Regions from separate parts of the Homo sapiens genome. Here regions 1, 3, 4 and 5 are each linked to region 2. A link is an interaction called in ENCODE POLR2A ChIA-PET data of the cell type or tissue named here. Cell type or tissue: HepG2. All regions are shown on one strand. Links, peaks and the distances in the headings refer to the core of each region. The heading gives the core; the rest is flanking DNA.

Evidence for each region. Peaks named below come from ENCODE experiments on the same cell type or tissue, not always from the same donor. Only the 100,000 strongest peaks of a DNase experiment are listed, where the experiment ranks them.
Region 1: POLR2A ChIA-PET joins it to region 2 with 10 read pairs; 9 of 35 experiments call an interaction of 5 or more read pairs at or near these places.
Region 3: POLR2A ChIA-PET joins it to region 2 with 10 read pairs; 7 of 35 experiments call an interaction of 5 or more read pairs at or near these places.
Region 4: POLR2A ChIA-PET joins it to region 2 with 18 read pairs; 6 of 35 experiments call an interaction of 5 or more read pairs at or near these places.
Region 5: POLR2A ChIA-PET joins it to region 2 with 21 read pairs; 9 of 35 experiments call an interaction of 5 or more read pairs at or near these places.

The regions. Positions count from the first base shown.
Region 1 is chr1:8,092,399-8,098,488 of GRCh38, forward strand. The region is part of intron 2 of ERRFI1-DT (ERRFI1 divergent transcript); the gene reads left to right. Among named protein-coding and RNA genes, the nearest start is that of ERRFI1-DT, 69 kb to the left of the region's middle. RefSeq lists enhancers at 2,071-3,270, 4,283-5,482, 4,848-4,897. In HepG2, for the core only: no CTCF peak of the experiment used is centred there; DNase peaks (open chromatin) are centred at 2,256, 2,633, 3,914 and 4,382; H3K4me3 peaks cover 1,704 bases.
Region 2 is chr1:8,151,816-8,157,905 of GRCh38, forward strand. No RefSeq gene overlaps it. Among named protein-coding and RNA genes, the nearest start is that of LINC01714, 54 kb to the right of the region's middle. In HepG2, for the core only: no CTCF peak of the experiment used is centred there; DNase peaks (open chromatin) are centred at 3,016 and 3,856; H3K4me3 peaks cover 688 bases.
Region 3 is chr1:8,038,376-8,044,465 of GRCh38, forward strand. All of the region lies in intron 2 of ERRFI1-DT (ERRFI1 divergent transcript), which reads left to right. Among named protein-coding and RNA genes, the nearest start is that of ERRFI1-DT, 15 kb to the left of the region's middle. RefSeq lists a silencer at 2,234-2,528. In HepG2, for the core only: no CTCF peak of the experiment used is centred there; a DNase peak (open chromatin) is centred at 2,396.
Region 4 is chr1:8,237,278-8,243,367 of GRCh38, forward strand. LOC105376695 (a long non-coding RNA gene) reads left to right here and starts at 2,681. Exons shown (of 3, transcript XR_946937.3): 1 at 2,681-2,846. RefSeq lists enhancers at 2,218-2,774, 2,775-3,330. In HepG2, for the core only: CTCF peaks have their summits at 1,833 (motif pointing left) and 3,034; DNase peaks (open chromatin) are centred at 2,194, 2,574, 2,994, 4,524 and 2 weaker places; H3K4me3 peaks cover 517 bases.
Region 5 is chr1:8,209,103-8,215,192 of GRCh38, forward strand. It overlaps LINC01714 (long intergenic non-protein coding RNA 1714), which reads left to right. Exons shown (of 4, transcript NR_125998.1): 2 at 1,385-1,493; 3 at 5,523-5,576; 4 at 5,977-6,090. Among named protein-coding and RNA genes, the nearest start is that of LINC01714, 3.5 kb to the left of the region's middle. RefSeq lists enhancers at 2,190-3,389, 2,867-3,161. In HepG2, for the core only: a CTCF peak has its summit at 2,848; a DNase peak (open chromatin) is centred at 3,019.

The DNA of each region.
Region 1 (6,090 bases), core at 761-4,760, 60 kb before region 2:
TTCCTCCGTGGAGAGTATGTTTGTTAATTACATTATGGAATTATTATGTCAATTAATAACATGGTAATGACCCGAGGGCCATAAAGTACTCTGAGTGTCTTTGACATAGGCATGACAGACAACTGTGGTAGTGACAACACTAGTGTCGCTACTGAAAGAAACACATGGCATTTCAGCACCAAAAAAGGTTCATGGACAGGAAAACTGTGGGCGACCGGGAGGAGATGGTGGCGTGAAGTTGGAAAGACATGAGTGGTGAGGAGGATGACATTTAATTTCAGGACATTTTGATGGATGTGAACAGGGATTTCGTCATGCTGTTTGTAAAAGGTTGGGCATATTAGAAGGGTGAGGACAAAAGAGAGTGTGTGTAACGTAAATCACTTACTGGCCCCAGAATCTGGTGTGACCGCACGTGCCGTCTTTCCACCCCGTTCATACTCAGCTGCTGCAGCTGACTCAAAGACTTTATATTTTTGAGCAGCCTGTTCAAGAGGCTAGCGAGGTTGACCTCTGATACGTCTGCCATGTGTAATCACAGGTGTACTGAAATGTGTGACATTTATTATCCTTATTACACACTAATTTGTCAAACAAAACTGAAGTGTCACATAAAGTGGCACAACTTTGGATGAATAATGAGGTGGACCGTGGTGGATCTTTTGAAAGACACAGGCTGATCAGACTGGGATGACAGCGTGTCATTGACTAAGGAGAGAGCATTCAAGGTCATCTATCAGTTGGGGTTAAGATGTCTATTGCGAGCCAGGAGAGGTGGCTCATGCCTGTAATCCTAGCACTTTGAGAGGCCATGGAGAATTGCTTGAGGCCAGGAATTTGAGACCAGCCTGAGCAACATGGCAAGACCCCATCTCTACAAAATATATTTTTTTTTCCAAGAAGAAAACAAAGTTAACTGGGCATGGTGGCATGCACCTCTAGTCCTAGCTACTCAGGAGGCTGAGGCAGGAGGAGTGCTTGACCCTGGAAGGTGGAGGCTGCAGTGAACTATGATCGCGCCCCTGCACTCCAGCCTGAGTGACAGAGCAGACTCTGTCTCCAAAAAAAAAAAAAAACAAAAAGTCTGTTGCTTTAAGTGCTTTGTTTATTCATCCAACAGATAGTTTTTGATAATATACTGTGTTGGGCGCTGCAAGGTATAAAAAGATGAGTAAGACACGGCTCCTATCACCAGTGAGTTTATAATCTAACAGGGAAATAACTATACAATCAGGCAGTTTGTGATATGTGTCATGGGCATTCATGAAAGTGGCAGAGGTCAGGGGGCGGGGGTCCCTTCCAGCTGGGAGGAATAGGGATGCTTTGTGGAGGAACTGGCATCTGAGCAGGAGGCAGCCGTGCATTCACATTGAGGGGATAAGAAGCTAGGAGACTGTTGGTGAGGCCTCACAGGGAGGCTCCACCTGGACTGGACTTTGGAGGCCAGGTCATTCATTTGACACAGAGGAGACTGAGGAGACATTACGAGCCAAGAGCCAGCCCTGAACACGGTATGGGTGTGTTACAGGGGGGCCATCAGGTAGACCGGAGCAGGAGAGAGTTCTGACGATGTAGAATTGGGCAGGTTTTACGTCTGAATGTCAGGTTGCGGAGTCTGCAGGTGGTGGAAAAGTATCAAAGATTTCTGAGCAACGGGCATTTTGGGGCAACAAATCTGGCAGTGAGGTCTAGGATAAACCAAAGGGCAAACGAGACAAGAAACGAGGAGACTCTTGAGATAGTGCAAGTTAGAGGTGAGGAACCAGGATGGATGGGAAAATGACAGGAGAGGCAGGTGAAGATGTCATTTCAAAGGAAGCAAATGAACACGGTTTGAGCAGTATAAACCCTGAAGAGCCATAAAAGCAAAATCTAAATATCAGGGATTATTGAAGGGAAGGAAGAGGGAAGCTGCAGGGTCAGCGTGAGGCTGGAAGTGGAGGCATGGAACAGGGAAGCTGGGAGATGCAACCTCAGTCTGGCAAATCATTATAGACTCTAACCATCAGCATGGTGGAGACCAACTGGTCCCTCCTGCCAGTTGCGTATCTTGAACTCTTCAGGTATGTAACTGATAAATGGCAGCTAGGGTTTCTCAACGCCTCATCCACTCGGAGCCATCTAATCTCCGTCAACACGGTCAGATGTCTGGTTCCTGCTGCTTGGCCTTATTTCCACGGGCTGTCCATGTCAGCATGGAAGTGAGCACTCGTGCAGCTTTGGTGGAGAATAAAGGTCATGTACATACGTGCTCATTTCTAAATGAGCTGTAATTATATTTGCATCTCAGGACTCCATGACTCACCTCTGCCCTTATTAACTCCACCCAGTGATCTGCCTCTTGCATTCAAAGATGAAGTCACTCCATCCACTTCACTTTTCAAATCTTGGCAGAGCTTTCATGATGATTTTTTTCTTTGAAAGGAATCCAAAAGTTTGGATACCAAACTTTCAGAGCCATCAAGGGCTCCTAGGGAGACGCGTCCATCCCCAAATGTGAGGTGTGTTGTGTTGTGTGTTTCTTGCTGAGACATGGTGAGCTCCTCCACATCAGAGGGCAAAGTGCCCATGGGCAGCAAATGTGCTTGTCACGTTGAACTTTAACCAAAGATCAAAAAGCATGGCGGAGATTCGAGTTTCTTAATCTAAGTCGGTTTAAACTCCTGGTGAGAGGGGAGAAGCAAAACAAATATGAGCGTGACATCCTGCTTTTAGCGCTGAGAGCCGTGGTTCACAGGAAAAGGCTGTGAATCAGAAGGGGCCAAGAGCTCATCCTCTGGTCAGCACAAGCGATGTTTTCCACAAGGGAATGAGCCGAAGTGAAGAAGGCAGAAAAACACTGGAATCCCTTAAAATGCCTTGTTGTAAACACACGTCTCAAGTATTTGTTGAGTATTTACTATGGTGAGGAGATTGTCTTAAGTGCAAAGAAGACATAGTTTCTGCTCTTTTGGATTTACATTAGACAGTTACTAAGATAAATGGGAGGATCTGGAGATGAGGATTTTTCATTGTTTGTGGATGTGGGAAGCAGTCTTCACAGATGCAGTATTGGAGACCAGTATCCTTGGTAACAATGGTGAAATTATTTATTTTCTCTAAAAAATTGTGATTTTTAAAATACTTTAACTATCAGATACTAGAAACATAAAATAATGATTCCCAGTTGCTAAGATTCATATCGGCTAAACATTCACGAGGTTCCTATAACATGCCCTCACATACCTTACCTTATTCCGTGACCGCAACAACTTTGTGAGATCGTTTTATCACCCCCATTTTACAGATGAGGAAACTGAGTCTTGGAGAGGTCAAATAACCTCCCCAACCTCCTACTAGTAAGTGGCAGAACAGGGATCAAAACCCCAGGTCTTCTAGTCATAAATTCTCTGCCTTCCACTCTATCAAAGCTGCCCCATGAGGAAAAAACACCTAAAATTGACTCATCTCTATGCCTATGGAAAAAACCTACCTAACCCCTGAAGTCAAGGAAACTTAAAATTCTCCTGCCAGATAGACTTCAGCGCTGAAGGACTTTAGGTTTCAGAATCCCTTCTTATACACCACTCCCACTTTGGGGTCTAATGAGGCTACCACATGAAATCTATCAAGCAAATCTGAGATTTTCAGGGCAAATTGAAAAATCCATAATGTTTACATGGTCTAGATAAATTGTTATTGTTTATTTATATTCCAATTTCCTAAGAACTGATAGTAAAACTATCCTTACATGAACATGAAGAAAATTTCCAACACTCCAATATTATTTGTATCTACCTGTACTATCTCCAAGCTTTCCAGTTGAAAAATATAAAATCTGTGTTACTATTGGCCTCTGTCCCTTATTCCTGGACCTGGGCGTTAGCCTAGAGTCGCTCTGAAGTTAATGATTAAAATCTTTGAGTGGACATTCTCCACCGTTTCTTGGAAGCATTCTTGAGTTACCCGTTAGTTTCCAGTCTTAAACAGAGAAATACAGATACCACCTATTGGTAATGGTTTTTAGATCATGAATCTCCTTGTGGGATTACTTTGGAACATCTCCCCGCTCTTTATCGGCAGGCCGGATGGTGAAGGTCACTTCATCCTTTATCAGATTGTTATTCAACCACAATCCTTCTTTCAAGGATTCAGAAATACACAGGTTTCTACTAAAAGAAACGTCCATATCTTTAACCAATGCCTGTTTCTAGCACATTTCTCTAAGCGTAATTCTTTTTATCATCCAGATTCTTATGATTCATTCAAAAGAAATTTAGAGCCAAATCTGGCTTTTAAGCAAATATTTCTAACAAACTGACCTATTTTAGTATCACTCACCATAAGGTTATTTCAGGATGGTGAATGACAATATGCCAATGAACAGCAGAGGCTACCTTTTTTGATTCCTAAACAACCAGATTTTGTGAGACTACGTTTTTCTTCAGTGATTCATAATCAGTTTTGCAATTTGAAAGCAGTTTATGAGTCATTCAGTTTATGAATTTGTTGTCACTTCCTTAGAAAAGGGCTCCCTTTCCTTATAGCTTTTCAAGTTTAATTCAGTCGCCTGAAAGCTTTCATTTAACCTCAGTTTTTTCTGCTCCATGAAGAAAAACGATGTTATATATCCATTTTACTGTTACTATCAGGTAAGAAGGCCTAGGGACTAGTGACATCAATTCCACGAGCCATCAGTGTCCTGGGCTTTTAATTCACAGAAGAATGGATAGTTGTAATGAAAAAAAAATCTTATAAAAATACCAGTCCTGTTTTCTAAGTTTTAAATACAGATTCTCTGTTTTTAGTTATCTTGTTTCTGCTTCCCAATGCAATAAACTCTAGCCACCTGCAGGACTGCTGGATATTCTGATCTCTCCCTAGGATGAAAGAGCCACTTTAACTGGAAATCTTTACAACAAAACACCCTCAACTATTCAAGGAAGAAATTCGGTAGACTTCCATGCACGAGGCCTTTGAGAAGAGAAAATAGGCCCTCGTTCAGGCCCAGACAGATCATTGACAGCGTTTTTGGATTCCTTTTTTGATCAGGAAATTAGATCAACATCCTTATAGGGAAAGGTTCATTTGGGGCACAGGTGGGGCTCTTTAGTTAAAGTGTCTACTTCTCAGTCCATATTAGGCAACAGGAACTGCCTGAAAGGCACTTATTTTTCATTCTGTGTCATTCAACCATAAATGACTCAGTTCTGATATTATTTACCAAGCTCCTGTTGAACTCATAGGAGAGGCAGCTGTGCAGCACTCGTAATGCTAATCTTAATATAGTCTCAGCAGGGTATGCAGTCAGTGAGAAGTAAGACGGGTCATTTTTCCTTAAGATCATATTAATTAACTAGCTGACTCATCTCCCAGGAACTGGATTGAGTCCTCAAAATGCTTCATTTCTAAAATCATGGAGGCTTAATCTAAGTAATTTTACTGTCATCTGGTAAAGCTTATTAAAGCTTAAGGGTTTTTTTTAAAAGGCACACTTGAAAACTTAGAGGATTAGAGAAACTAAGGTAATTTTAGTAGCAGCAATGAGTATTTCATTTTTAACATTTAAACATTAATCTGGCATTCTGAAAGGCCTGAGATCTTATTGCTTCTTAAAATAGGCTTTGTTTTTTAGAGCAGTTTTAGGTTCACAGCAAAATTGAATGGAGAGTTCCCATATACTCCCTGCCCACGCAGGCACAGACTCCCCACTGCCAGTGTGCTGTACCGTAGTGATAAATTTGCTGCAATTGATTAACTCGCATTGGCACATCAGTATCACCCGAAGTCCACAGTTTACATTAGAGTTCACTCTTGGTGTTGTACATTCTATGGATTTTGACAAATGGATAAAAACACTTATCTACCATTATAGTATCATACAGAATAGTTTCACCGTCTTAAAAATCCTCTGTGCTTACCCACTCAGATCTTATTTTTAGTTTCAAAGTTAATGATCTAAATATGAGAACTGAAATCTGCAAATTTAAAAAAGCACAAGAACCCAAGTGTTTAACTTAAAATCAATGGTTCTTAAAAATCATTAATATAATGTAAAAATACTAAATATTAAATTTCAACATTAATCTTGAGATTTAATTAATTCAAAAC
Region 2 (6,090 bases), core at 1,425-5,424:
CACTGCAATCTCTGCCTCCCAGGCTCAAGCGATCTTTCCACCTCACACGCCTGAGTAGCACCCACCACAACACCCGGCTAATTTTTGTATTTTTTTGTAGGGATGGGGTTTCACCATGCTGCCCAGCTGGTTTTGAACTCCTGAGCTCAAGCGATCCATCCTCCTGCCTTGGCCTCCTAAAGTGCTGGGATTATAGGTGTGAGCCACTGCGTTTGGCTAGTTTTTATTCCTCATGGAGAAATAGCATAATGGGTGATGAGCCCGACTGGGCTGTCACTAGAAGTTCTACACATTACCATTTCGTATCAATCCAGGTTTTAAAAACCCAAGAAGGCCTGATGCTGCTACATTGTAGCTCATCAGGATGGTTCTGTGCTGCACACAGATTGGAGGACGCAGATATCTTTCTTCAGGATCAGTGCTTACGGTTTCATTTTAGGAATATCTATTTGCCCCTCAACTTTAAAGCTGAGTCAGGGCTGCGCCAGATGTGTTTTGTCTGCTTCTATACTCCTGACTTGTTCATTTTTCCCTTAAAGGGCTGCTTTCCGACTAGGCGTGGTGGCTTATGCCTGTAATCCAAGCATTTTGGGAGGCCAAGGAAGGAGGATGGCTTGAGATCAGGTGTTCGAGACCAGCCTGGCCAACATGGTGAGACCCCGTTTCTACTGAAAATACAAAAAAATTAGCCAGGCATGGTGGCACGTGCCTTTAACTCCAGCTACTCTGGAGGCTGAGGCAGGAGAATCACTTGAACTCGGAAGGTGGAGGTTGCAGTGAGCCGAGATCACCCCACTGCACTCCAGCCTGGGCGACAGAGCAAGACTCCATCTCAAAAAAAAAAAAAAAGGGCTGCTTTCAAAGATCACTGCATAAGTAGTGTGCTTATTATGATAGATTTTATAACTTTAAGATATAATCATCTTGTTCTTTTTCGTACATTAGCAAAGGAAACCATGAAACCACACGTTAGAATTGAGGGGACTTTGAAGTCAGGGAGTCTCTTTTTTACAGTTGAAGAGGCTCCGACAAACGTCAATGGTTTGCTCATGGGTACATGGCTAGTAAACACCAGAGCTGGCTCTAGGACTCGCATTGATGTCGGTTAATTGATATACCTGACCCCGCTACTAGTGCACAATTACTGCCCTGCGTCAGGCCAAATCAGGGGCATGGATCATCATGTTGGGGACACTACCCCAAAGGAGGAGATGACATGGCTGTCCACAAACCGGGAGCCCAGTTGTGCCCAGAATTGGTTCCTTCTGGTTGGTTCTTGGTCTCGCTGACTTCAAAAATGAAGCCGCGGACCCTCACAGTGAGTGGTACAGTTCTAAAGATGGTGTGTCTGAAGTTTGTTCCTTCAGATGTTGAGATGTGTTCAGAGTTTCTTCCTTCTGGTAGGTTTGTGGTCTCACTGACTTCATGAGTGAAGCCACAGACCTTTGCAGTGAGTGTTACAACTCTTAAAGGTGGTGTGTGTGGAGTTCTCTGTTCCTCCTGGTGGATTCGTGGTCTTGCTGGCTTCAGGACTGAAGCTGCAGACCTTCATGGTGACTGTTAATCTCACAAAGGTAGCACAAACCCAAAGACTGAGCAGCAGTAAAATTTATTGCTAAGAACAAAAGAACAAAACTTCCACAGTTAGAAGACGACTGGCGGAGATTACCGCTGCTGGCTCAGGTGGCCAGCTTTTATTCCCTTATTTGGTCCCACCCACATCCTGCTGATTGGTCCACTTTTCAGAGCACTGATTGGTCCATTTTACAGAGTGCTGATTGGTCCGTTTTTACTGAGTGCTGATTGGTGCATTTACAAACCTTTAGCTAGACACAGAGCGCTGACTGGTGCGTTTTTACAGAGTGCTGATTGGTGTGTTTACAAACCTTTAGCCAGACGCAGAGCTCTGATTGGTGTGTTTACAATCCTTTAGCTAGACAGAAAAGTTATCCAAGTCCCCCCACCTGACCCAGAAGCCCAGCTGGATTCACCTCTCACGGTGGCCCTCCTGCTCACACAACCTGCCTACCTCTTGGGAAGACACCTCCTGTTTGGACTTGCTGGTTTTTGTGCAGTCACGCAGAAAGCCCCATTTCGCATGACGCTAGCTGAACTAGAAGCAGAGAGACATGTACAACATTATAGATCTTTTATAGTTAAAAGGACCAGGAAATTCTGATCCCCTGACCCTCTCAACACCCTCCCCCCGCCACCCAAAACAACCACCAGGAAAGCGTTCTGCACTTCAGTGGAAAAGGCAAATCTTGTAACACTTGGCCTTGGCCTAGGTGCTGGGTGTCCAGAGCGGATAGAGGCCCATGGCGACAGTTGTGCCAGCAGATTCCTGCTGCTAAGTCCCCGGCCTTTGCGCTCTGTGGCCTGGGCTGATGGGTGGGTGGGTGCCTTTATTTGCCTGGTTGAGGAGTGCACTCACTGGGGGCCATTTGGTTTGAAACATTTTTTGCAGCTAAGGGGTGGTAAAGATGACGCTAGTTTAGCTGAGTTTAAGGCTAATTAATCAGCCTTCTTTTTTCTTTTTCTTTCCTTTTTTTTTTAGACAGAGTCTCACACAATTCCCTGGGCTGGAGTGCAGTGGTGCGATCATGGCTCACTACTGCAGCATCAACCTCCTGGACTCAAGCAATTCTCCTGCCTCAGCCTCCCGAGTAGCTGGGACTATAGGTGCCCAACACCATTGCCCCGCTATTTTTTTATTTTTTATTTTTTATTTTTTGTGGAGACAGGGCTTTGCCATGTTGCTCAGGCTGGTCTCAAACTCCTGGGCCCAAGTGATCCTCCTGCCTCAGTCTCCCAAAGTGCCAGATTTACAGGTGTAAGCCACCGCGCCCAGCCAAATCAGCCTTCTAAAGAGCTTAATTTTCCATCACTGACTTTGTGTTCTTTTATACAAAGGTTGCAGACTCCGAGGCTGAAACCCCTTTCTGACCGGTAGCTCTAGAGTAAACAAACGCCTGGACTTTCTTCATCCCCTGAAGACAAAGAACTTGTTCATGAGCCTCTCCAGGCAGCTCGTGGTCTGAGCTGTCAGGAATGACGGATGAGCAGCTGCTTTTGCCGGCGCCTCCGCGGCAGCTAAGGTAGCGCTCACAGGACTGTCTACACCATGGACTCAGTGTTCAGGTGTTCAGGGAGTTATTATTGGAGCAGCTCACTCTATCTTAAGGCAGACAGCCCCGGGCAAAGCGCAGCGGATAAACACAAGTGACATCTTATGAAACCTAAGTTCATGTGAAATCCTAGATAATTCTGTTGTCAGAAGTGAAAATATATATTGCATTTTTATCTAAAAATAAAAATGAATGTGATGATCTTTTTGCTCTTTGAGATCTAGATTTCGAAAATCTTTTCTTAGATGAAGAAGGAAGCCATTTCTTTGTACTATATCTTGGAAGAAGATTTTTTTTAAAGGAAAGCTGTAGGCTATATATACAGTCAGAAATTTGAAAAGATGCATATATATTTATTGAAAACTAGAAATGTTTTTGAAATAATAATAAGTTTAAAAAAGGAGAACAGAGTAAAAAGTGGAAAAGCAGTTAATTACATAATACAATACGTATTAGAAAAGGGGAAACCACTCCGTTTTTCTGATCCTAATCCTAGGAAAAAATTTCCTTGGAGAAATCTGCATCTTAGGCAGCTCTGGGAAGAATCCAAGGGCCCTCACTCCATCTTTAAAGAGCCCACCCTGGCTTTTCCCAGTGGAATTTGCTATGTTTGGGAAGTTTAAAAAGTGTTTAAGACAATATGGATTTTGCAATGGGATTTACACATAATTAACTCATGAGTCGCTTCTTTTGTGTTCCACTCTATGTCTGCTTTGTGGTTCCTGAAAGTCCTTGAAGAACCGGAGCTGAAGGTACAGGGCCCACGTTTGCCTAATCCCAGGCTGGAACAATTGGTTTCAGTCCCCGCCTCTCTTGGAATGTGGTTTGGAGGTGGAGGAAGGGGAGGAGGGGGACGCAGGAGGCCGGTGGAGCACGGCAGAGCAAAGCAGCTTCCTTCTCCAAGGGCTGAGGAGCCACGGAGTGCTCCTCTTTTAGGTCATCTCCTTTTTTGTTTTTGTTTTTGAGACAGGGTCTCACCCTGTTGCCCAGGCTGGAGTGCTGTGGTACAATCACAGCACACTGCAGCCTCAACCTCCTGGGCGCAGGCCATTCTCTCACCTTAGCCTCCCCAGTAGCTGGGACCACAGGTGTGCGCCACAGCACCTGGCTAATTTTCTTGGTCACTCCTACTTGCGTCCCTGCTGCCTTCGGAGTGGCCGCTTCTCCTTGCCTTTCTCTTGGTTCGCCTTACAGCCTCAGTTTCCCCCAGCCCCAATCCTTTATGCCCAGGCCTTCCAACCACCACAGTGAATGCAGACTTACTTTGTTTTGAACCCTGGGGGTTGAATAATGGAGGAATCTTCTCTGGAGGAGAGGTTTCTCTCTAGTGGAGGGAGCTTCCCTCTGTTTTCCCAGCTCCAGGATGCCTTTCTACCAGTCCTGTGCTGTTCTCAGATTAACCGAGCAGCCTCTGGTTGGATGACTGGGTTAGGAATCCCCAATTTATTGGCAAGGTGGTGACTGGTTGACACATATTCTTGGCCAGGCACAGTGGCTCATGCCTGTAATCCCAGAACTTTGGGAGGCTGAGGTGGGTGGATCACTTGAGGCCAGGAGTTCGAGACCAGCCTGGCCAACATGGCAAAACCCCATCTCTACTAAAAATACAAAAATTAGCTGTGCGTGGTGGCGGGCGCCTGTAATCCCAGCTACTCCGGAGGCTGAGGCAGGAGAATCACTTGAACCCGGGAGGCGGAGGTTGCAGTGAACCAAGATCTCACCACTGCACTCCAGCCTGGACGACAGAGCAAGACTTCGTCTCAGAAAAAAACAAAAAACAAAAAACACACACCCACAAATTCTGGGTATACTTGGTGTGGTACTGTGGGAAATAGAGAGTTGGTCTCTATTTGTGTTCCTAGCACAAGCTCCTAGAGGTCTTGAAATTGTCAGCGTGATAAGAGTGTTTTTTGTGTGCTAATGAGATGACTGTTGGCTGGGTGCCCCTACAGAGCTTCAGGTTGGGGGCTGGCTGGCCACCAGGAAGACCAAGGCAGGATTAGAGGGTTAGAGCTTTCACTGCTCCCTCCACCATTGGGCCAATCACCAATGGCCAATGATTTGAGCAGTCGTGCAAGTGTAATGAACCTGCATAAAAATCCTAAAGCTTCTGGGCTGGTGAACAGGTGTTGGTGCTGGGCGGGGAGCTCTGAGACCCCCTCCCCACACCTTCCTCTGTGCGTCTCTTCCATTTGGCTGTGCCTGTGTTGAATCCTTAGCGATGAACCAGTAATGCTAAGTAAAGGGCTTTCTCTTTCTGTGAGACATTCTAACGAATCATTGAACCTGAGCAGGGGTTCATGGGAGCCCCCGATTTCCAGTCAGTCGGTCAGAAGTGCAGGTGGCCTGGGACTTTTGACCAGTGTCTGGACTGAGGGTGGCCTCGTAGGACCGAGCCCATCACCTGTGAAGTCTGCTGCTAACCCTGGGAAGTTAGTGTCAGGACTGAGTTGCAAAGTTGGAGACGCAGTTGGTACATGGGAAAATAAACCACACTTTGCTGTCAGAGGCAGTGTGAGTAAAAACAATTCAACTGGCAATTGTATTGTTATATTTCTTCTGTTTTAATAATTTATCATTTGTTTCATGTGATAAAACAAATAAGTTATTTGTAATTTATTATATGTAATTAATTATTACTCAATTAATAATGTGAATCCATCTAGAAAAAGAGTTTCTGGGCTGGGTGCGGTGGCTCATGCCTGTAATCCCAGCATTTTGGAAGGCTGAGACAGGAGGATCACTTGAGGCCAGGAGTTCAAGACCAGCCTGGGCAACATAGTGAGACCCTGTATCTAAAAAAAAAAAAAAAAAAAAAAAGAAGAAGAAGAAGAGGAAGAAGACAAAGAAGGAGGAGGAGGAGGAGGAAGAAGAAGGAGGAGGAAGAGGAAGAATAAGATGGAAGAGGAGGAGGAAGAAGAAGGAGAAGAAGGAAGAGGAAGAGGAGGAGGAAGAAGGAGAA
Region 3 (6,090 bases), core at 693-4,692, 110 kb before region 2:
TTTAATTCTTTATATGCATTTGTCCTGTCTCATTAGAGTATATGATCCTAGTGAAGATTATGATTTCTTTTGTATCTCTTATAGCACACAGCACCACTGTTGACTGTCTTGGCCATAAGCTTAAACTATAGGATGGAAAATTCAGGTGGATACAAACAGCCTAATTGATATAAAAATGGAAAAGAAGCCTCATCAGACCAAGGCTGTAGATTCTACCTCCTTAAAATTTTTCGAGAATCAAATAAACTCTTTGAACCAGTATTTTTACCAGCACTCTAAGGAAATAGGCCAGGCACAGTGGCTCACGCCTGTAATCCCAGCACTTTGGGAGGCTGAGGCAGGTGAATCACTTGAGGTCAGGAGTTCAAAACCAACCTGGCCAACATGGTGAAACCCCATATCTACTAAAAATACAAAAATTAGCTGGACATGATGGCTTGTGCCTGTAATCCCTACTCAGGAGGCCGAGGCACAAGAATCGCTTGAACCTGGGAGGTGTAGGTTGCAGTGAGCAGAGATCCCGCTGCTGCACTCAGCCTGGGCGACAGAGTGAGACTCCATCTCAAAAACAGCAAAAAACTGAGGAAGTAATCACAATACAGAAAGCTTTATACCCAAAGAGGTTCAATATGGTGTTATTCATAAGAGTGAAAAACTGGCCTGGTAGTAGGACAACTGGCCAAGTAAAATACAGACTATTCATATGCTAATGAGAATTTTATAATTAGGAGTAATATGATTATGAACATTTTGTAATTGAGAATAATGCCTAATAATAGCTAACACTTTTGTGGCATTTACTAAGAACTAGATACTGTTCTAAGGCTTGACATATATTAACTTAACTTTCACAACAACCCTACGAGGTACATCCTATCGTTGTACCCAGTTTACAAGGTGAGGTTAGGTCATGTGCTCAAAGTCACACAGCTAGGAACTAGATTCCAACCTAGGCAGTTAGTTTCCTTTTAACCACCACAAATTCTTTCATGATCATGTTCAGTGAAAAAAGTCAAACACAGTACCTGGCTGACAAAACAATCTGTACAACAAATTTCTGTGACATAAGTTTACCTATAACACAAACCTGCACATGTACCCCGAACCTAAAATAAAAGTTTTTTTAAAAAGTAGAATACAAAATTGAGTATGGAATATCTATCCTCATGTTATCAGTTAGGACTTTTTTTTAGTGACAGGAAACCCAACTCAAATTGGATAAATAAAAAAAGGAATTCAGTGGATCAGTACTGGAGAAGACTAGGATGTCGCTGCACACATTGCTTTGTTCACATGTTCAGATGACATCATGCAGGGCAAGACTTTCTCTAACTTTTGGCTTTATCCATGTTTGTGTTGACTTCATTTTGAGGTTCCTTGGTGGCATGATGGCTGCCAGCAAACCCTGGGATCATCTAATTAAAAATTTTAAAAACAACTTATTTAATAGTTTGAACAAAAACCCTGGGCCTGATTCTCACAAATCGAAACTGAAGGCCAGGGGAGTGCAATGTTCCAATTGGCCAAGCCTGAATGTGGGACCTCATTTGGAACCATGGGGGGAGAATCAAATCCATCTGAGGCTCAAGTGCAGAGGAGGACCAAGAGTAGAGGAGGACTAAGAGTAGAGGAGGTGATAGCTTCCCAGAGTAAGACTGAAGAATGGACTAGGAAAAAAAGGAAATGGATATTGTCAGCATACATCAAGTGTCCACAACAGCCATTTTCTTATGTACAGCATTTGACTCTGTTCACTTACAAATTTCTTAAAGTTTTCTGTTCTTTGACCTCGGTAACACTACACGTCACACCTTTTGATACCTCTCCTCAGTCCTGCTCGGTCATTTATTCTTCTCTTCCTTGTATGCTTAGATGTTGGCGTCTTCGAGGCTTTCTTTACTTATTCCTTAGTTTAGTCATCTCATTCTATTCCTGAGCTTTTATTATGATGTCTATGTAAATTACACCAAAATCTAATTGTAGTCCCATTTTCTCTCCTGGCCTGTAGTCCCTTTTTTTTTTTTCTCCTGGCCTTTAATCCCATATTTTTAATTTCTTACCAGTGCATCTCTCCTGGATATTTGTTGCAGACTGGCTTCTTGGCAAGCAGTCTTTGAGATGGAGATGAACATGGAGGACATTTATTAGAGTGTTGAAGGAAGGGTGAGGAAAAAGAATTGGGCAGAGGGAGAAGTTAAGTTGTGATCCATGTACGACATAGGCCTTAGCTAACTACATGCAAAGCTCTGGAACAGGATTGACCCTTTGGAGTTGTCCTAACTTGGGCAAGAGAGCTGGACCTTTTTTCCTCTAACTCTTATTGGTCAGTCATTGATATGGCTTGCCTTTGGAAGGAAGAGTAAGCTTGGAAAAGGCAGTTTTCTTCAGCTGAGTCACTCTCCAAACAGGGTTGACAGCTAAGGGCCATGTTCTGGCAGCATTCCCAGGAGCTTGAGGAATAAGGCTTTTCATAACTCATTGGGGATCTGGGTAGCTCATCATGGAAACTTCCTTTTGTTCTCTCTGTTGTTAGTTTATCCTTCCTCACTCCATTTTCCTAGTAGTTTTGTTGATGTTTCTACTTTGATATTTTGAGGCTATATTATTCAGAGCATACATGTTTAGAATTGTTAAATCTGTCTGATAAATCCAACATTTTGTTAATTTGTAGTAAGCCTCTATCTCTAGTAATAATTTTTGCATTAAAGTCTATTTTGTTTGATACTTCTTTTCTTTACTTTCTTTCTTTCTTTTTTTGTTTTGTCTTGTTTTGTTTTGGGACAAAGTCTCACTCTGTGGCTTAGGCTGGACTGCAGTGGCATGATCTTAGCTCACTGTAACCTATACCTCCTGGGTTTAAGCGATTCTTGTGTCTCAGCCATCTGAGTATCTGGGATTACAGGTGTGTGCCACCATGCCCAGCTAATTTTTTGTATTTTTAGTAGAGACAGAGTTTTGCCATGTTGGCCAGGCTGGTCTCAAACTCCTGGTCTTGAGTGATCTGCTTGCCTCAGCCTCCCAAAGTGATGGGATTATAGGCGTGAGAGACCACGCCTGGCCTGTTTGATATTTCTGGAGTCACAATGGCTTTCTTTTGGTTAGTACTTTGGTGTATTTTTTTCTAAAATTTTCTTTTTACTCTTTGGGTGTCCTTAAGTTTTTGGTCTGTTTTATAAACAGCGCAGAGCTGGATTAAAAAAATCTTTGTCTTCCATTGGTGAGTGTAGTTCACTTATAATTATTATGATTACTGATATATTTTACTGATAATTTCAATCATTTATACCATGCTATTTTGAACTGTCTATTTGTCTTGATTTTAAGGGTTTTTCTTTCTCATTTCTTGCATCTTTTCTTTACTCGTTGCATTTTTTTCTCATCTCATGCTCCCAATTTGGAAGTTATACCCTCTATTTCTCTTTTTTGGTGGTTACCTAGAAATTGTGAAATGCTTAACATAGCAAAGTCTAAAGCTAGTATCTTTACTCTCCTGAAAAATACAAGAAACACTTAAGAACATGTTAATTCACATCACTGCCTCCTAATTTTCATGTTCTTCCACCTCCCAATTTTCATGTTTTTGTCCAGAATTTAAACTTCTGTTTTTTTTTTTTGTTTGTTTTGTTTTTTTTTGAGATGGAGTCTTGCTCTGTCACCAGGCTGGAGTGCAGTGGCGAGATCTTGGCTCACTGCAACCTCTGCCTCCTGGGTTCAAGTGATTCTCCTGCCTCAGCCTCCCTAGAAGCTGGGACTACAAGTGTGCACCACCACCACGCCCAGCTAATTTTTATATTTTTAGTAGAGACGGAGTTTCGTTGTTTCTTTCCCTTTCTTTTTTCTCCTGCTATAACTTTGATTAGATAAGTATTAGATCTTTTTACTCTGTCCTTGGTGTCTTTTAACTCTTTTGTATTTTCTATTTCTTTCTCTTTTTGTGCTACATTTTGTATAGTTTCTTCAAATCTATTTTCCAGTTTGCTATTGCTCTCTTCAGCTATATCTGCTACTTAACATCAATTGGCTTTATAATGTGAGTTATTATATTTGTCATTTTTAGATGTATTTTTTTCAAATGCACCTAAAAATAATCACATATCAAAAATAATCAAATACATCTTGATTATTTTTGATAATTTTTTCCTTCTCTGATACTTTATTTCTTTAATTACTGTAAACAAAATTTTTTATTTTTATAGATTAAGGGGTACAAGAGCAGCTTTCTTACATGGATATATTGTGTAACAGTGATGTCTGGGCTTTTAGTGTACCCATCACCTGAAGAGTAAAATATTGTACCAATAGGTAAATAGTGAAAATTATCATTAGGTAATTTTTTATCCCTCACCCACCCCTCTCGTCTTCTTATCTTTGGAGTCTCCAGTGTCTATTATTCCCCTCTGTATGTCCATGTGTAGCCTTTATAGTAAACCTTATATTTTATATTTGTTATCTAATAATTCCAACATCTGAGGTCTTTGTGGGTTTACTTAGGCAGTTTGTTTATTCTGCTTAGTTTTACTTTCAGTAAACGTCATTCTCAGCAGTGTTTCCTCATGCGTTTTGTGCTTTTTGATTCAAAGCTTATATTCTTTGGGACTTTATTTGTGAGAAGTCAAGGATTGGAGTTGGTTTATGCTAGACACCTAGAGCCACTTTTAGCCAGATCACTTCAATAAACTAAATTTTTGGCTAGAAGTGTTTTTTGGGCCAGCACACAGGTATCTCTCTCTCTCTCTCTCTCTCTCTCTCTCTCTCTCTCTCTCTCTGTTTTTTGAGTTCGAGTTTTGCTGTTGTTGCCCAGGCTTGAGTGCAGTGGCGTGATCTTGGCTCACTGCAACCTCCGCCTCCTGGGTTCAAGCGATTTTCCTGCCTCAGCCTCCTGAGTAGCTGGAATTACAGGTGCTCACCACCATGCCTGGGCAATTTTTTGTACTTTTAATAGAGACGGGGTTTCACCGTGTTGGCCAGGCTGGTCTCAAACTCCTGACCTTAGGTGATCCACCTGCCTTGGCCTCCCAAAGTGCTGGAATTATAGGTGTGAACCACTGCGCCTGGCCCAGATATCTCATTACTGTGTAAGGATGAACTTTTGGTGAAGAATTCTCAGGGAAACTTTTTTCTTTCTATCACAGCCAAGACATGAGTAAGCAAGTATTCCCTCTATCCCCTTCTTCAGGGCAAACATTTTCTAGGGTCCCAACTTTATGCAGCCTTTCTTTTGGCATCCCACTCGATTAGGTCCCAGGCTTTGTCTCCCAAATCCCACAAACTCAACCTACTAAAACTCAAGGCTAAGCATCAGCAAACTTTTTCTGTCAGGGGCCAGATGTAAACGTTGTAGGCTTTGTGGGCCATATGGTTTCTCTCACAACTACTCATCTCTGTGGTTGTAATATGAAAGCAGCCATAGACAATACATAAATTAATAGGAGTGGTTGTGTTCCAATAAAACTTTATTTACAACAATGTGTGACAAGCTGGATGTGGCCCACAGTTTGCTGACTCCTGCTCTAGGCCATCGGGAATTGGCAGATGCCCTCAGGGAAGATGCCAACTTCATCATTTTCTTGCCCAGTTGGTGTCATGCTTTCTCTCTCTGTCATGCCTCTGAGGATTTCACTTACTATTTTGTCAGTTCAGTCATACCTTTATAAAGATTTAAAAAATATTTTGCTTGCAGTGTTGAAGTATTCCATACCAGGAGGGTTTCTATGGATATCACCAGGCAGGAGTGCAGTGGCAGGATCTTGGCTTACTGCAAACTCCGCCTCCTGGGTTCAAGCGATTCTCCTGCCTCAGCCTCCTGAGTAGCTGGGATTACAGGTGTGTGCCACCATGCCCAGCTAATTTTTGTATTTTTAGTAGAGACAGGGTTTCACCATGTTGACCAGGATGGTCTCGATCACTTGACCTCGTGATCCACCCACCTCGGCCTCCCAAAGTGCTGGGATTACAGGCATGAGCCACTATGCCCGGCCGGAGTTACCAGTTTTTGAGAGGAAGACCACAAAGGTAAAATTCCATTTTCATGACATCGTATCATGGATAAATGCAGTAACATGATTTATCACCATTGATGTTGACCTTGAT
Region 4 (6,090 bases), core at 921-4,920, 85 kb after region 2:
CCTATAATCCCAGCACTTCAAGAGGCCAAGGCGGGTGGATCACCTGAGGCCAGGAGTTTGAGACCAGCCTGGCCAAGATGGCGAAACCCCGTCTCTACTAAAAACACAAAAAATTAGCCAGGCGTGGTGGCCAGCGCCTGTAATTCCAGCTACTCGGGAGGCTGAGGCAGGAGAATTGCTTGAACCTGGGAGGCAGAGGTTGCAATGAGCTGAGACTGCGCCATTGCACTCCAGCCTGGGCAACAAGAGCAAAAATTCCATCACACACACACACACAAAAGAGTGTGGACTTATTTTGTCCGTACCTGCGGTATGATTTTTGGCTTAACACAAGGAAAATTTGCCCAAATCCAGAGCGATGCAGAGCTGGCCAAAATGATCTACAGGGAATTCAGCTTCAGATGGGCACTTGGGAGAGATAATCTTTTTGTTTTTGTTTATTATTATTATTATTTACTTTGAGACTGTGTTATGAGAGTGGCTAATTTTTGTATTTTTGGTAGACATGGAGTTTCACCATCTTGCCCAGGCTGGTCTCAAACTCCTGGGCCCAAATCATCCGCCAGCCTTGGCATCCCAAAGTGCTGGAATTAGAGGCGTAAGCCACAGCGCCCTGCCCTGGGGGAGATGGTCTTTCAACCTTGAGATTTTATTGTTATTGGGGTTCTAGCTTCAGTTCGAAACAAAGGAAAAAAGAATTTGCTTTGTGTCAAAACTAGCTTTTTAATGAAAATGTAAGTAACTAAATCCAGTTATTTGATACATTAATTGAACTCCGACGGTGCTGGGCACCGGGATGTGATGGTGAACAGCCGCAGGCAAAGCCACCTGTGGCCCTTATGGAATCTGGGGATGGATACTTCGGTTCCCGCCTGTATGTGCATATTTGCTTTTTATCCAGGAAGTGCAGTCTACCGTCATTTCCATATCTTCCTATTGGTCACTGGAGTGCAGCAAAAAGATCAGTGTTGACAAAAGGGACTGAATCAGTTCAGCAACACATCAGAGATGAAACATCTGGTCACCAGCATGTACGAAATTATTCGAAAGTTGAATAGATGAGTAACTGTCCCACTTTCTCAAGAGAACTTCCCTTTTCATCAAAAGAAAAACACATTCCACGTATTCAGCACTGATAGAAGCCGCAGTGATGAGGGTAGTGATGTGGGATATTCGGTACTGAGTAATTTACAGTACAGACGCTGCATTCGTCCTGCCCGGACACTGCCTCAAAGCCACATGTCTGCTCCAAAGGAGGCGGCATCAACAAAATCAAAGGCGTATGATGCAGCTCGTTAGTAATCCATCGAGTCCCTGTCTCAAAACATCTCACTCCTATTCCTATTCTATGCCTTTCCCCACTCAGAAAGTGCCAGGGATTTATTAACCTTTGTTATTCTTTCATCAAATATTTATACAGGGCTTCTGGGTGCAGACTTGGAACTGGGCACCAGGTGAATGGGGGTTGGGGGGAGGGCTAGACAGACAGGTCCAGGCCCCAGGAGGTAGGGGACGGTCAGGCAGGATTCTCTGAGTGAAAAGAATAGAGATCAAGGCAGCTATGGGAATGAGAAGGGAGGCTGACTCGGGAGGACTCGGAAAGCCTGTAGAATGGAAGGCAAGGGTGATGGAAGATGGGGGGATGGGCAGGCGTGAGGGGGAGGGGTATGGAGGTGGAGGCAAGGAGGGATGGGCCGTCGAAGAGCAGCAGTCCAAGGGAAGTCTCTTCTGGGCACCACCTTTGAAATAAATCTGTTCCAATGGTTTTGTTGTTGCTGTAAACTTTTTTTTTTTTTTTTTTTTTTTTTTGAGACGCAGTCTCCCTCTGCTGCCCAGGCTGGAGTGCAGTGATAGATCTTGGCCCATTGCAACATCCGCCTCCCCTGTTCAAGCGACTCTCATGCCTCAGGCTTCCAAATAGCTGGGATTACAGGTATGCGCCACCACGCCCAGCTAATTTTTGTATTTTCAGGCTGGTCTCAAACTCCTGACCTCAGGTGATCTGCTTGCCTCAGATCCCCAAAGTGCTGGGGTTACAGGCCCAGCTAATTTTTATATTTTCAGGCTGGTCTCAAACTCCTGATCTCAGGTGATCTGCTTGCCTCAGATCCCCAAAGTGCTGGGATTACAGGCCGGAACCATGGCGCTGGCCTGTTGTAAATTCTAATGCCACCTGCACTCTGGGGTCAAATTCCAGAGGGGAGTTGTCTGAATGGCCTGGTTTTGTCACACCCTCTAGAAGAGGGGACACATTAGCTGACACTATATAATGAGGAGCAGGCCATTCTCCAAGGAAAATCCATTCTGTTTCGGGGGGGAGGTTTGATAAAGGCCATGGAGGAAGAGGGAGGCACATCTACTTGTTTTTCGTTGTTGTTTGTTTTTTTATGAGATGGAGTCTTGCTCTGTCACCCAGGCTGGATTGCGTGGTGTGATCTAAAGTGCTGGGATTACAGGCCTGAGCCACCGCGCCCACGTGGCCCCATCTACTCGTAGAGGGGGATTGAAGGCGGGGGAAGAGGAGGTGGGGGATTTGTCCAGCAAAGGATGCAGCAAATGCCCAGCCCCAGGGAGGAGCCTGTCCTGGGGAGCGACAGCCTGAAGGCCTCCAAGTGGGGAGGGCGCTGGAGGAGGGGCCTGAGAGGCAGGCCTTGATGAATTGTTTGGATTTTTTTCTAAGTGCATTGGAAGCCACAGGAAGATTTTTTTTTTTTTTTTTTTTTGGATGGAGTCTCGCTCTGTCGCCCAGGCTGGAGTGCAATGCGCCATCTCGGCTCACTGCAACCTTCGCCTCCCGGTTTCAAGTGATTCTCCGGCCTCAGCCCCCCGAGCAGCTGGGAATACAGGTGCGTGCCACCACCCCCGAGTAATTTTTTGTATTTCTAGTAGAGACAGAGTTTCATTGTGTTAGCCAGGATGGTCTTGATCTCCTGACCTCGTGATCCGCCCACCTCAGCCTTCCAAAGTGCTGGGATTACACGCATGGTTACAGGCCAGCCATAGGAGGATCTTTAGAAGGAAAACAGCTGCCCCACGTGGTGGCTCGCACCTGCATTTCAGCACTTTGGAAGCTGGAGGTGGGAGCATTGCTTGGGCCCAGCGATGGGATGTGGGGGACGGGTGGGCGGAAGTAATAAAAAGAATAACATGATCTGATTTTCTCTTTTATTTATTTATTTTGAGACAGGGTCTCACACTATTGCCCAGAATGGAGTGCAGTGGCAGGATCTCAGCTCACTGCAACCTCCACCTCCCGGGTTCAAGACATTCTTCATGCTTCAGCTTCCCAAGTAGCTGGGACTACAGTCACACACACCACCATGCCCAGCTAATTTTTGTACTTTTAGTAGAGACAGAGTTTCTCCCTGTTGGCCAGGCTGGGCTCAAACTCCTGACCTCAGGTGATACACCTGCCTCAGCCTCCCAAAGTGCTGGGATTACAGGCGTGAGCCACCGTGCCTGGCCTGATTTTCTTTTTTTTTTTCTTTTTTTTTTCTTTTTTTTTTTGAGATGGAGTCTTGCTCTGTCACCCAAGCTGCAGTGCAGTGGCGTGATCTCGGCTCACTGCAAGCTCCGTCTCCCGGGTTCACGCCATTCTTCTGCCTCAGCCTCCCGAGTAGCTGGGACTACAGGTGCCCGCCACCACACCCGGCTAATTGTTTGTATTTTTAGTAGAGACGGGGTTTCACCGTGTTAGCCAGGATGGTCTCGATCTCCTGACCTTGTGATCTGCCCGCCTCGGCCTCCCAAAGTGCTGGGATTACAGGTGTGAGCCACCACAACTGGCCTGATTTTCTTTTTTTTTCTTTTCTTTTTTTTTGAGATGGAGTCTCGCTCTGTCACCCAAGCTGCAGTGTAGTGGCGTGATCTCGGCTCACTGCAAGCTCCGTCTCCCGGGTTCACGCCATTCTCCTGCCTCAGCCTCCCGAGTAGCTGGGACTACAGGTGCCCACCACCACACCCAGCTAATTTTTTGTATTTTTAGTAGAGACGGGGTTTCACTGTGTTAGCCAGGATGGTTTCGATCTCCTGACCTTGTGATCCGCCCACCTCGGCCTCCCGAAGTGCTGGGATTACAGCGTGAGCCACCGCGCCTGGCCTGATTTTCTTTTTGAAAGATTACTCTAGCTGCAGGGTGGAGGGTACATTGGCGAGAGCGGTCGACAGAGTAAATGCGCTATGAGGGCTCAAGCAGCCTCTGGACTGTGGCTGACGATGGAGCATGAGGTATGGGTGGGAGGGTCAGTTATTTTAGGAAGGAGAAAACCAGCATCGCAAACACAGGAGACACAGGGCAGGCTGAGAAGTCCTTCAGCATAAGGAAAAGCAAGCAGATTCCATGGATCCAAGTCCAAGACCCATGCCATCCTTGAAGGAAGGGAGGAGCCCGGGGTGCCAGACACCCAAGTAGGCAGGCAGGCAGTGGAGACAGGACAGAGCAGCAGCCACTGCACGCCTAGATAAATAAGTAGGTCCGAAGTCTACAGAGGCTATGACAGCCCAGGAGCAACCACAGGTCCACAGGAAAAGCACAGGAAGGCGAGCTGTCTGCTCTGTGTGCCTTTGGTTTTGTCTTCTTGCCAGGAAGGAAGGAAGAAGCAAAGACCAGCATGACCTGGCGGATGTTGGCTGAAGCAAGTACAGGTCTTCAGCGAAGAGCACGGCGGTCTCTGGAAAGGGGTGTGGGATAGAAAATGGAGTTCAAAACTAGGAATTCTTCCTATTTATCCTATAGACACTGCGGCACACATGCATAAAGACATAGATCCCAGAACGTTCATTAAGGCATCATTTGTGGCCGGGCGCGGTGGCTCATGCCTGTAATCCCGGCACTTTGGGAGGCCAAGGTGGGCGATCACCTGAGGTCAGGAGTTGGAGACCAGCCTGGCCAACATGGTAAAACCCTGTCTCTACTAAAAAAAAAAAAAAAATACAAGCTGGGGGCAGTGATTCACGCCTGTAATCCCAGCACTTTGGGAGGCCGAGGCGGGCAGATCATGAGGTCAAGAGTTTCGAGATCAGCCTGGCCAACATGCTAAAACTCTGTCTCTACTAAAGATAGAAAAAATTAGCCGGGCAAGGTAGCGCGCGCCTGTAATCTCATCTACTCGGGAGGCTGAGGCAGGAGAATCGCTTGAACCCAGGAGGCAGAGGTTGCAGTGAGCCAAGATCACACCACTGCACTCCAGCCTGGGCAACAGAGTGAGATTCCGTCTCAAACAAAGAAACAAGCAAACAAAGGCATCATTTGTAACACAAGACAAGTGGACTGATAAAACACGTCAGGAAATCGCCTCAATGTACATGAATATGGAATTGGTTAAACACATCGGGGGCATCTGTACAGTGGAACAGTGCAGCCATTAAAAAGAATGAAGCTGACCTATGTAATATCCAAGATACTTTATTTATTTATTTATTTATTTATTTATTTATTTATTATTTTTTTAGACAGAGTCTCACTCTGTCGGCCAGGCTGGAGTGCGGTGGCACTATCTTGGCTAACTGCAACCTCTGTCTCCCAGGCTCAAGCAATTCTCCTGCCTCAGCCTCCTGAGTAGTTGGGATTACAGGCACGAGCCACCACGCCTGGCTAATTTTGTTTGTATTTTTTTAGTAGAGATGAGTTTCACCATGTTGGTCAGGCTGGTCTCCAACTCCCGACCTCAGGTAATCCACCCACCTCAGACTCCCAAACTGCTGGGATTACAGGCGTGAGCCACTGCGCCCAGCACTATTTGTTTATTTTTTATTTATTTAAAAAAGGGCCAGGTGTGGTGGCTCATGCCTGTAGTCCCAGCTACTCGGGAGGCTGAGGCAGGGGAGTCGCTTGAACCCAGGAGGCGGAGGTTGCAGTGAGCCGAGATTGCACCACTGCACTCCAGCCTGGTGACAGAGCAAGACTCCATCTCAAAAGAAGAGAAGGGAAGGGGAGGGGAGGGGAGGGGAGGGGAGGGGAGGGGGAGAAAGGAAGAAAGAAAGAAAGAAAGAAAGAAAGAAAGAAAGAAAGAAAGAAAGAAAGAAAGAAAGAAAGAAAGAAAGAAAGAAGGAAATTGGCTGGGTGTGGTAGGAGTTTTGTTTTTTAATTTA
Region 5 (6,090 bases), core at 852-4,851, 57 kb after region 2:
TGCCCAGGGGCAGGGTGCTTGAGTCCCAACCCTGAAACCCTAACTGTCCTTGATCCCCACAGTCCGTGCCCTCCTGCCAGCAGATCCTTTGTCCCACTGGATTTCATTTACAAACCACAAAGTCAGAAAGAAAAGTATTAAGAAATCCAAGAGGGGCCGAGCGCGTGGCTCACACCTGTAACTCCAGCACTTTGGGAGGCCGAGGTGGGCGAATCACATGAGGTCAGGAGTTCGAGACCAGACTAGCCAACATGGTGAAATCCCTTCTCTACTAAAATACAGGAATTAGCCGGGCATGGTGGCACACACCTGTGATCCCAGCTATTCAGTAGGCTGAGGCAGGAGAATCGCTTGAACCCAGGAGGCGGAGGTTGCAGTGAGCCGAGATCGAGCCACTGCCCTCCAGCCTGGGTGACAGAGCAACACTCCGTCTCAAAAAAAAGAAGTCCAAGAGGGCAATTGCAGAGAATTAAACCCCCTGGGCGGGCCCATCTGAGGGCAAGGGTCTGAGCTTCCACATTGGCCATAGGCCGGGGAAGCCTGGCCAGAGGTGAGCAGCCGCTTGGATGTCTGCGATGGCTCCAGAGGTAACAGAGACTCGAAGACCAGGGAGAATGCAAGCTTCAGGGCTGGGCACAGTGGCCCACACCTGTAATTCTAACACTTTGGGAGGCCAAGGTGGGCAGTTCCCTTGAGCCCAGGAGTTGGCAACCAGCTTGAGCAACATGGTGAATCCCTGTCTCTACCAGAAAGAAACAGAAAAAAGGAAAGAAAAGAAAGAAGAAAGAAAAAAAGAATGCAAGCTTCATGTTTGGCTGTAGCCTCCGCTGAGGGAGCCTCTCCAGTCCCGACTGCCGCGTGCCCTGGGTGGCGGAGGAATTTGGGGGTGGACCTATCTCAGTTGTATCTGGAAGAATTCTCAGGTTAGAGGGTGAAAAATATCTTTTTTATCCTTTCTCTTTTTATTTTTATTTTTATTTGAGCTAAGGTCTTCACCTAGGTCTGTCACCCAGGCTGGAGTGCAGTGGTGACATCACGGCTCAATGCAGCCTTGACCTCCTGGGCTCAGGTGGTCCCCCCACCTCAGCCTCCTCGGTAGCTGGGACTACAGGTGCACACCACCACACTCAGCTAATTTTTATATTTTTTGTAGAGATGGGGTTTCACTTTATTGCTCAGATTGGTCTCGAACCCCCCAGGCTCAGCAATCTGCCCGCCTCCGCCTCCCAAAGGGCTGAGATTACAAGTGTGAGCCACCGTGCCCGACCAATGTCATTTCTTAACGTTGATTTCCCCCTTAAGATGGGCACTGTGCCGAGAGATGTGGGAAAGAGTCTGCAAGCAGCCCCTTCCCCCGTCATCTGAATCTTTCATTTGTAAATAGGAGGATTTATGTGGAATCTGGCTTTTCTGATAGCATCGACGTTCCTTCCCGTGCCTTCTGAGTCTGTTTCTCTTAATTTGACTGTGGTCTCTGCTCTTCGCTGGACTCAGTAAGTATCTCACGCTCAGTTTTGGTGGAGGTCATGGATTTAACCCTTAGAGAAACCGTGGGGCAAGACTCAAGCTCATGAAGCCATGAGACGGCGAACCCCACATGTGAAGGCACCAGCTGGTAGTGAATATTCCCTGGGGAGGCGACCTTGGTGTTAATTCATTTATCAAGAATCATGAGGCCGGGCGCGGTGGCTCACACCTGTAATCCCAGCGCTCTGGGAGGCTGAAGTGGGCAGATCACAAGGTCAGGAGTTCGAGACCAACCTGGCCAACATGGTGAGGCTCCTTTCTCTACTAAAAATACAAAAAGTAGTCAGGCATGGTGGCAAGAGCCTGTAGTTCCAGCTACTCGGAAGGCTGAGGCAGGAGAATGGCGTGAACCCGGGAGGCGGAGGCAGTGAACCGAGATCACGCTACTGCACTCCAGCCAGGCCAACAGAGCGAGACTCCATCTCAAAAAAAAAAGAATCATGGCATCCAGCACCCTTCTAGGCACTTCACAAAACCATGCAGTTATTTTGTCCTGACCACAACCCTGAGGCAGGTGCTGTTATCATTCCTGGTCTTCGGATGCAAAGAGTGAAGCCCGGAGGGAGAGACTGCATACCAGGCTCCGATTCTGACTCCCAGAAAATGGGGAGCTTGGAGCCAGCCCAGGTGGAGCAGCCTCGGGTGCTCCACTCCACTGCCTCGTGATCACCTGCAAGGGCTTTATGCACCCAGCACCCAGCACCCAGCACCCACGCAGGCGGTGCAGGGAGCAGGTCTCTTTACCAATTTAGTTGCCACATCCCCAAAAAGCATTGAGTCCTGGAGCAGAGATCGTTTCAGCGATAGTGAGTTTGGGAGATGCTGAGATCGACTCTTGATGGGTCGTGGAGCTACCAGGCTCCTCTGCCTGGGGAGGAACAGGTGGCTACCCTCTGGAACATCCCAGCTACTCAGGAAGGCTGAGGCAGGAGAATCGCTTGAACCCAGGAGGCAGAGGTTGCGGTAAGCTGAGATCATGCCACTGCACTTCAGCCTGGGCAACAAGAGCGAAACTCGGTCTCAAAAAAAAAAAAAAAGGAAGGGAGGAGTGATATTAAAAGAGCCCGTTCTAAGGACAAAGGCCCCCACTTGCGCAAAGCTAATTATCAGAACCATGGCTAGAAAACTCGCAGAGTTTGGGCAGGCCACCTCCACCCTCATTTCCTCCCCTAAGTACCCCTCTACAGACATCTGCTACCTAAGAACACACGAACACAATGTGGACCTACGGCCCTGTTATTCCAGCTTGGAAAAAAAAAAATCACACCAGGTTGACTCGGTTGGGCTCTGCACCCCAAATGCCATAGCGGCCTCCGGGGGAGGCGGGGAGCGCTGTGTTGGCCCCTCACGCTCGCTGGACTTTCTGCCAGCCTGCCCTCTTTAGCGCTGGTCGGGCTCTGTGGTGGATATGTCGAAAGTTAGGGGAACATTGAGTCATCTCCTCCCTTTCAGCTGCGGCATATTTCTGGGAATGCGAAGCACATTTGAGCGACGTGACATTCCTTACCTCGCGGCAGCAAGGCAACTGCCCACTTCCTTTCGAGTCATGTTGCATCATCTTTCAGAACAGGACTAAACAAATAGTCTCGATACATGGCTTTAGGAAAGAAAAGCAAGTGTGCACGTTTGAACCCCACCCTCTCCGTGTGCTAGGGCACGATTCTCCTGCCCCCGAGGGAGAGAGGGCACACACCGTTGTGGTTAGTCTCCTGCCTTTCCACAGATAAGAACCACGTATATGTGTTCTATGCGCATCTCATAATCACAAAAAAGAGGCATGTGACATTCAATATAGGTGTGTTTCCTAACACATGTGTCAGAGGCGTCTATGGCTACGTCAGTTCTAGTGATGGGCATTGCAGTTTTTAAAATTCCTTGTCCTTGTCATCTTGGAATAAGTCACAGGAAAGGTAAATGATCTGTGTAAACCCTTTGGCCTGTGGATCAACTTTTATACATCTAAACCTGGGAAAAAATGTTATTTATTAGCAAGAGAGTGAACAAACATTTCAAGCTTGCAGAGGGAAGCTGGGGGTGCAGAGAGGATGCAAAAGTGAACAGAACGGGCATCTGTTCTCAAGAGGCTGCAGGGTCATGGTGGAGACAGAGCCCTGTGGAGCAGGATGCGTGGGCAGTGGACAGTGCACCAAGTGTTTGCTCAGGGGAGCGGGACCCAGAGGGGACCTGGAAATACAAGCTCCAGGAGGGATGTCTGAGCCCGGCGGGGGCTGCTGGGATAATAAGAAACAGTCTCCGTGCAGGTGGTGGGCACTCACAAAGAGGGATGGGAAAGTGCTGAGCACAGCTCCATCTCAGGCTGGAAACGGACTCTGCATCCAGAGCCACGGGGCCTGTGGAAGCCATGCTGGGGCTGGGACACCTCTAGGTGTTCAATGGTAGGGGGACTGTAGCCATCTAAGTCTTGAGCAGAGAGTGACCTGCTGCAGATATGCCTTGGGAAAGTCATCCTGGTGACACACTGAAATTTGTCCTGGGAAAGATTGAAGGTGGGGACATGTTAGGAGGCCATGTCAGTGCTGCAAACAGGGCTGCAATGACAGCCAGGGCTAGAGCAAGCGAGATGGGGATCACACAGCAGTGGTGCAATCGCAGTTGTGTGTGTGGAGCACTGACCCTCTGATTGCACGGTGCTGCACACTTACGCGAGCCGTCTCATTTCGCCATCAGAACCGCAGCCCTACGTGGCAGGTCAGCTATCACTCCATCTTACAGATGAAGAAACTGAGGCTCAGGGAACAGAGATAGCTGTTCACTGTCACACACTGTGTAAGCAACAGGGCCAGGACAAAAAGGGAGGTCTGTCTGATTCCATTCTCTCCCTTTAGAGTGAAATAACAGAACTGCTTGAAACCCAGTTAACTGTGGAGGGAGAGGGAGGTATTCTGGTGGCTTCTGTCGGGAGGCCTCAGAGAACAGATGACGTGACTAAGATGGGGGCAGGCAGGTGGGGGAGGAGGAACTTGTAGCTAGGCTGAGTGGGACCAGGTGAAAATCTGACACCAACAAAACACCACTGGTGGTACTGATGGTCTAGGATTGGAGCTATAGACCCGAGGTTCCTATAAAAGACTGAGGCTAGGAGTGTCCCTTTGCTACAAAAGGAAGATGTTTGTACGTATTGCTGGAGTAAGAAAGCAAGGCGCAAACAACGTCATAGAAGAGTGCCCTGAGAGTTCGTCACATTCCAGGCACTGGCTAAATGCCATGCATCTTGTGACAGCCTTTGACGTGGTGCTACCGTCATCTTCAGTTTATAGATGAGAAAACGGACACTCAGAAACATTAAGTAACTTGTCCAAGGCCATGGGGTTAGTAAGAGGTGAATCTGGGACTCGAGTTGAAGTCAAACTTCCAAGTGCATCTGCAGACACAAAATATGGGAAGAATTCACCTAATTGAGGGTTACAAAACTGTTTGCTGGGACTGTAGTCTCCTCACATTACCTTTATTTTATTTTCTTTTCTTTTATTTTTTAAGACGGAATCTCACTCTGTTGTCCAGGCTGGAGTGCAGTGGTGCCATCTCGGCTCACTGCTACCTCCACCTCCCAGGTTCAAGCAATTCTCCTGCCTTAGCCTCCCGAGGAGCTGGGATTACAGGCACACGCCACCACGCCAGGCTAATTTTTATATTTTTAGTAGAGACGGGGTTTCACCATGTTGGCCAGGCTGGTCTTGAACTCCTGACCTCAGGTGATCCACCCACCTCGGTCTCCCAAAGTGCTGAGATTACAGGCTTGAGCCACCACACCCGCCCACATTCCCTTTACATATCTGTATTCTCTAAACTGTCTACACTTAATATACAATATTTTTGTAATAGGGAAAAAATGTTTTAGGAAAGCAAAAAGGTGGAAGTGTAAACCGGTAGACACGGTAGACATTTTGGAAGACAATTTGCCAACATCCATCAAAAGTTGAAAAATTGGCCTATTCCTTGACATAGAAATTCTTTGACACAGAAATTTGTCCTAGGTGTTGAACAGGACACTGAAGGACAAGGAGGAACTTATCCATGGAGGGGGTAGGGTGAGTGCATGCAAATTCCAGAAAAAGGGAACTGCATTGTCTGCAAAAGCCTGATGGCAGGGCAGTCCATGACTGATTCCAGCCCAGTTTCTCTGCAGACTCTCCCGCTTGTCAATTATACAGACAACTGGGGCACCCTCACCCCTACCCCAACACCACCACTCAGACCTCCGGAATCAGAGTCCACAGAGGTGGGGTCAAGGAATCTGAATTTTTATTTTATCTATCCAGTGCCTTGGGTTATTCCCATGACCAGTAAGTTTGGGAAACACTGGCTGCTGCAGGAGGCATCGGGAACTGCTCTGGGAAAGCTGGGTGGAGCTGAAAGGAAATGGTCTTGGATCCCATGTGGAATTTAAATTTAATACCCAAGGCTGTTGCTTCTTTTCTTTCTTTCTAGGGGAGATGTCACAAATTCTGCACCAGAATCTCACAAATCACAAAGAACTTACTCATGTAACGAAACACCACCTGTTTCCCAGTAACTATGGAAATAAAAAAAAATTAATAATAA